Regions from separate parts of the Homo sapiens genome. Here region 1 is linked to region 2. Evidence: chromatin contacts called from ENCODE Hi-C or POLR2A ChIA-PET data. All regions are on one chromosome and are shown on one strand. Each heading gives the region's core, a stretch centred on a gene start or an enhancer-like site at or near the end of the contact. The rest is flanking DNA. Distances are from core to core; before and after follow the strand shown. Region 1 has its middle 17 kb from the start of HCK. Region 2 overlaps TTLL9 (tubulin tyrosine ligase like 9).

Region 1 (3,336 bases), core at 129-2,628, 140 kb after region 2:
AGCATTTCTTTGGGCTCTAAATCCAAGAGTGGAATTACTAGATCACAGGGCAGGTTTTGAATTTCATTAACTTCTTCCAGAATGGCTTTCACCAACGGTGAGTGAAGGATGCTGTTTCCCGACATCTTCATCAGATTTTTCATCATCTGATTTTGTAACTTTGCATTCAGTGTGGGTGTAAGGTGGCAAGTTGTTTTAATTTGCATTTCTCTGTTAATCCTGAAATTTATAACTTCCTTCTATACTAGTCAGCCATTTGAGCTTTCCTTTCTGTGACTTCCTTGTTCATATCTTTTGTTCATTTCCTACTGGGCTTCCTGTCTTTTTCTCATTGATTTGCAAGAGTAGTTTATAAATTTTAGATATTAATCCCTTTTGGATGTTGATGTTCCAGGTATATTCACCTAATATATTTGCCTTCTGTCAAGTTTATCTGTGACAGTACTCAAACTTCAGCAGGCATCAGAATGTCCTGGAAGGCTTGCTAAAACACAGATGTCTGAGCCCCACTCCTAGAGATTCTCCATAAGAGAAGGGGAAGGGCCTGAAAATTTGCTTTTTCTTTTTTGGGGGGACAGAGTCTTGCTCTGTCACCCAGGCTGGTGTGCAGTGACGCAATCTCAGCTCACTGCAACCTCTGTGCCTCAGCCTGCTGAGTAGCTGGGATTACAGGCATGCGCCACCATGCCTGTCTAATTTTTGTATTTTTAGTAGAGATTGGGTTTCACCATGTTGGCCAGGCTGGTCTCAAACTCCTGACCTCAGGTATCTGCCCTCCTCGGCCATCCAAAGTGCTGGGATTACAGGCATGAGCCATCGTGCCTGGCCAATAATTTGCATTTCTAACAAGTACCCAGGTGATGCTGATGGTCCAGGGACCGCTCTGAGAACAACTGATTTGTGATGGCTTCCATTGGGCAAACTTGTTCTATTGAGCAAATTCCTTAATTTTGAGGTTGTCGATTTTATTTATTTTCATTTTCTGGATGAAGGAACTGGAGTTCAAGAGGTGAAGTGAATACCCCAAGGTCACACAGTGAGCTGGGCTTTGGACTCATGTCTGGCTAACCCAGAGCCCATGTCCCTAGCCTCTCTACTGTCCTGTCTCTGAGACTTTGGGATGTAGTGGCCGTAGCCTGAGGCATTCCGACCTGAGGCTACAGGGAGCCTTAGTAAGTTCCTGAGCAAGGCAGCCGGAGAGGGAACAGTTGGTTGGGTAGGGACAGGGGCCAAAGATATAGGAGTCTCTCTTAAAGGCCTTGGGGCTTTCCAAGAAAAGCTCAAAAACTGCCGAAAATCCTAGCCACAGCACAGTGACAGGGCTGCTGAGAGGCACTGGGACAGACAGTTCTTACCCCACAGCTCCAGGGATGGGGTAATTTCCCTCACACCCCAAGGAAGTCCCCACCCGCTCCGGAACTACCCTCTTACCAAAGCCATGTAACCCCTTAGTTCCTGGGGTCCAAAGGGCACTGTCTGGGGCAACCCAGGCACTGAGTCTGGAGACTCTGGCCACACTTCCTCCTGTAGCATCCAGAGACCCTGCCAGGAATTGCTTCCCTTGTTGGTTCAGTTCCTGACATCACAAGAGGGGAAAACCCCCTAGGGGTGGGATAGCTGGTTCCCAAGGACTTCTAGGGGTAGTGCAAGTATGGAACTTCCCCACCAGCTGGATCCCCTGGGGACGGTCTTGGCCCAAACGTGAGTGGTAAAATTGTCTCCAGCTGCCGTAGATGGACGCCTCTCCCAAGGTGGGGCCCTGAAACTTCCTACCCACTCCCCACTTCCACTGGCAGCTCCCAGCAGTCCTTCCCAACTATGTGCTCAGGAGCAGGAGTCCTGGGGCCACTGTCATTCAGCCGCCAAGCATTTAGAGGGCACTTGCTCTGTGCCAGGCATTGCACAAGACACTAGAGGGAGATACAGCACAGTCTGCCCACTGAGGGGCACACTGATGGGGAAAACAGTTCCCAGATAATCATAGCACAAAGTTCTCAATTGTAAAGTCAAAGAGTGAGACACCAGCTCTTTCTGGGGAAGCTGGAAAAGGTTTCACAGGGGAGGTGAGCCATGAGCGAGAGCTTGAAGGACAAGGTTTTTGGTGGGTGAACAATAGAAGAGAGAGCCCTCCAGATGGGGACCCAGCACAAGCAAAGGCAGGGGAGCTTGAAGGAGCATGGCGTGCTCTAGGACTGGCAACCGGTTAGCACTCGTGCAGCACTTAGGCTCCCTGGCCAGAGGGTCGGAGGGTTTTTAATCCGAGCTCTGCCATCTGCTTGTTCGGTGACCTTGGGAAAGCCCCTAAAATGTCCCTGGGTCTTGGTTTCCTCATCTGTAAAGTGGGGTTGATAATAGCCTCACCCTCGTAGATCCCATAGATTGTCATGAGTCTTAAGATATTTCACGTAAAAGTATATGTAGAAAGTGCTCAATTAGTGACCATTGTGATAGCTGGAGGAACACGGAGTGTGTGAGGTGGGGGACGAGGTGGGTGGGTAGGAGTTGCAGGAGAGGAAACCAGAGAAGTGGATAGATTAGAAGCCCTTGAAGGGCAGGCTAGGAAGCATAGGCAATGGGAGGCTATCTAATGTTTGTTGTTGTTATTGTTGTTTTTGTTATCGTTGTTTGAGGCGGGTTCTCACTCTGTCACCCAGCTGGAGTGCAGTGGAACAATCAAAGCTCACTGCAGCCTCCAGCTCCTGGGCTCAAGCCATTCTCAGCCTTCAAAGTAGCAGAATTACAGGTGTGCGCCACCAGGCCTGGCTATTTCTAAATTTTTTTTGTAGAGACGTGCTCTCTTTATGTTGCCCAGGATGGTCTTGAACTCCTGAGCTCAAGGGATCCACCCGCCTGAGCCTCCCAAAGTGCTGAGATTACAGGCGTGAACAAAGGTGCCCCACCTGGGAACAAGCCAGGGGACCTGCATTTTCTTGAAGCGAATCAAGCTGCTGGAGAGGAGGATCAATAGGAAAACAGAGGAGCGTCTGGAAGCAGGGAAGTGGGGAGGAGGCTGGAACCAGGACCACATGAGAGATGGTAAGACCTGACTGAGCTGGGGTAAGAGGAAGGAAGAGGAGAGAGTAGGTTCAAAGAGGAAAGAAGAGAAAGAGAACTCTGCCTACCCCCACCCCCACTCAGAAATAGTAGCCCCTCACATTCTTTGACCAAATTCATTCGTTCATTCATTCATTCATTCCACAACCATTTATTTAGCATTTAAACCCTGGCCTCTTGGAGTTTACATTCTAGGAGTTTATATTACTATTAAATGTTACTAGGAGCTTCCAGATGCAGTAACGACCCAATCAGGTCTAAATGGCCAGAAATTGATGGCCC
Region 2 (3,431 bases), core at 75-2,574:
TCTCTAATTCAATTTGAACAATTTCAATTAGACTGTTTTCAAATGTACGGTTTTTCCTTCTCAATGCCTAGTCTCTTGTTAAGCACATCCATTGAACTTTCAATTTCAGATATTATAGTTTTCCCTTCTAGAATTTCCATTTGGTTCTTTTTTTTTTTTTTTTTTTTTTTGAGACAGGGTCTTGCTCTGTCACACAGGCTGGAGTGCAGTGGTGCGATCATGGCTCACTGCAGCTTTAACCTCCTGGGCTCAAGTGATCCTCCCACCTCAGCTCCCCAGGTAGCTGGGACTACAGGCACGTACCACCATGCCTGGCTAATTTTAAAACTTTGTGTAGAAATGGGGTCTCACTGTGTTGCACAGGCTGGTCTTGAACTCCTGGGTGATCCTGCCACCTCAGCCTCCCAAAGTATTGGGATTACAGGTATGAGCCACTTGGCCATTTGGTTCTTTTCTGCAGTAACTCATCTATTCACACATTGTATCCATCTTTTCCCATAAATCCTATAACATATTTATAATAATTTTTAAATTTCTTCTCTAATGATTCTGATAACTGGGTCATTTATGGGTTTATTTCAGTTGGCTCTTTTTCCTCTTGATTATGTATTACATTTCCCTGCTTTGCTATTGCATGTGTTATATTTTTAGAACTGCACTCTGGATATTGTGTATGAAAAACAATTGTATATCATAATTTTTTAGTCTTTATATACATATACATATATACACATACATACACACACTTTATATATATATACATGTATATACACACACACACACACACACACACATACGTACACACACTTTATAGAGTATGCGAGCTCCTTCCTCTGACTAGCAGGTTTAGGGGCTGATCATTCAGATTCCTCCTAAAGCTGAGTTGAACATGGGTTGGGCTGCAGCTTTAATTAAATTGCGTGTACTCCAATCCAACCTCCTTCACTGCCGTCTTGAGCTTGTTAGTATTTGAGCTATGTGGGGCTGCAGTGCTGATTATTGTTTAATTTATTTTTATTTTTAGAGACAGTGTCTCACTATGTTGCCCAGTCTGGTCTCCAACTCCAGTTTTTCATCCATCAACATAAAAAAATAGAGACAAATCTCCAAGTAAAAAGGTTTTATTTGGGAATAATATACAAGAAGTAGAACTGCAATCCAGGATGTCCACATAGACTAGGGCAGCCCCCAGCATGTCTGAGAACAAAGGAAAAGTTTAGGGTTCTCTTGGGGAAAGAGGAGATTTACGTAAGTTGTTTCAAAAGAAAGTTCATTGGCGCTAGCAGTGTTTTTTATGAGAGCTGGCGAGTTCAGTAGCAGATTGGTGAGTGTCAGTAGTTGCTAGGTAGGACTTGGAGTCTCGGAGTTCTTGTTAGGCCCTTGCAGTTTTGGATTGGGCCTGAGAAACCGTGTCAGGCTAGTGTTCCTGTGTTAGCTGCTAGCTGCCCTTGTGCTGTTAGCAGTACTCTTGTCTCATGTGGGAAGCTGTGGTTTGGAAAATGTTCTTGTGAAAGTTCTTATTATCTGGCAAATCATGCATGAGACTCCTCCCTTCATGACCTTTCCTGGCTCTGTATTTTTATTTTTTTACTTTTTATTTTTTGAGATGGAGTCTCACTCTGTAGCCCAGGCTGGAGAGCAGTGGTGTGATCTCGGCTCACTGCAGGCTCTGCTTCCCAGGTTCCAACGATTCTCCTGCCTCAGCCTCCCGGGTAGCTGGGATTACAGGCACATGCCACCATGCCCGGCTAGAAGCTGGGAAAGGCAAGGAAACAAATTCTCCCATAGAGCCTCCAAAAGGAATGCAGCCATGCCAACCCATTTCAGTCCCTCTGCCTTCTGGAACAGTAAGGTTATTCATGTATTTATTTATTTATTTATTTATTTATTTATTTATTTATTTATTGAGACAGGGTCTCGCTCTCTTGCCCAGGCTGGAGTGCAGTGGCACAGTCTCGGCACACTGCAACTTCCATCTCCCGGGTTCAAGCGATTCTCCTGCCTCAGACTCCCCAGTAGCTGGGATTACAGGCACCAGCCACCATGCCCGGCTAATGTTTGTATTTTTAGTAGAGATGGGGTTTCACCATGTTGTCCAGGCTGGTCTGGAACTCCTGATCTCAGGTGTTCTGCCTGCCTCAGCCTCCCAGAGTGCTATGATTACAGGCATGAGCCACTGCGCCCGGCCTGATTTTTTTGTATTTTTAGTAGAGACGCGGTTTCACCATGTTGGTCAGGCTGGTCTCCAGCTCCTGACCTCAAATGATCTGCCCGCCTCAGCCTCCCGAAGAGCTGGGATTATAGGCGTGAGCCACCTAGCCCGGCCCCCTGGCCCTATTTTGCCAGGGTTTGACACAAGTGATTCCATTTTGAATCTGACAACTTTCACACACCACTAATTATAATGTTAGCTCGAGTTTTTTTAAGATGCTTTTATCAAGTTGATGAAGTTCCTCTCAGAGTTTTTAAATGAATGAGTGTTTAATTTTTGTCAAATGCCTTTTCTGCATCAATTGATATAATCATGTGATTTCTCCATTTTAGTCTGTTAATATGACTGATTACATTGTTTTTTTTGTTGTTGTTTTGGTTTTTTTTGAGACAGTCTCTCTCTGTCGCCCACACTGGAGTGCAGTGGTGCTATCTCGGCTCACTGCAACCTCTGCCTCCCCAATTCAAGCGATTCTCCTGCCTCAGCCTCCTGAGTAGCTGGGACTACAGGTGCCCACCACCACGCCTGACTAATTTTTGTATTTTTAGTAGAAATGGGATTTCACAATGTTGGCCAGGCTGGTCTTGAACTCCTGACCTCAAGTAATCTGCCTGTCTCAGCCTCCCAAAGGGTTAGGATTACAGGCGTGAGACACCATGCCTGGCTCATGGATTAATTTTTGAATATTGAACCAGCCTTGCCTACTGGAATAAACTCCGCTTGGTTATGGTGTATAGTCCTTTTTATATATTGCTGAATTCTATTTGATTGCATTTTGTTAAGGATTTTTCCATCTACATTCATAAGGGATATTGGTCTGTGGTTTACTTCTTGTGTACTGTCTTTGGTTTTGATATCAGGTTAATACTAGCTTGGCAAAATGAATTAGGAAATTCTCCCTCCTCTTCTATTTTCTGGAAGAGATTGTGTAGGATTGGTGTTAATCCTTCTTCAAATATTTGGGGAAATTCTCCAGTGAAACCACTGAGCCTGGAGATTTCTTTTTTGGGAGGTTTTGAATTATGAATTCAATTTCCTTAATAGCTATAGAGCTATTCAAATTACCTATTTCATATTGGATGAGTTGTAGTAATTGTGCTTTTTGAGGAATTGTTCCATTTCATCTAAGCTGTCAAATGTAGGTGTGTAGAGCTGTTAGTAGCATTTCCTTATTGTGGCTGTGATACCTGCGGGCTCCATAGCGGTAGCCTCTGTTTCA

Evidence for each region. A loop is a pair of places that touch in the nucleus more often than their neighbours do. ChIA-PET counts read pairs that join two places held with the same protein, here RNA polymerase II (POLR2A). Pooled maps may share reads with other maps.
Region 1: a loop to region 2 is called in a pooled map, with 2.2 times the contacts of the local background. The contact joins two enhancer-like sites. A Hi-C loop is called at or near these places in 2 of 50 pooled maps. POLR2A ChIA-PET finds 5 or more read pairs at or near these places in 4 of 52 experiments (Panc1, RWPE1, T-cell and 1 more).

What each region holds. Positions count from the first base shown.
Region 1 is chr20:32,033,318-32,036,653 of GRCh38, forward strand. No RefSeq gene overlaps it. Among named protein-coding and RNA genes, the nearest start is that of HCK, 17 kb to the right of the region's middle. RefSeq lists an enhancer at 1,836-2,015. Within about 2 kb of position 1,379, at least 5 of the 41 ENCODE cell types and tissues checked have a DNase peak (open chromatin) inside an H3K27ac peak, as active enhancers do.
Region 2 is chr20:31,893,952-31,897,382 of GRCh38, forward strand. All of the region lies in intron 3 of TTLL9 (tubulin tyrosine ligase like 9), which reads left to right. Among named protein-coding and RNA genes, the nearest start is that of TTLL9, 25 kb to the left of the region's middle. RefSeq lists an enhancer at 1,135-1,184. Within about 2 kb of position 1,325, at least 14 of the 41 ENCODE cell types and tissues checked have a DNase peak (open chromatin) inside an H3K27ac peak, as active enhancers do.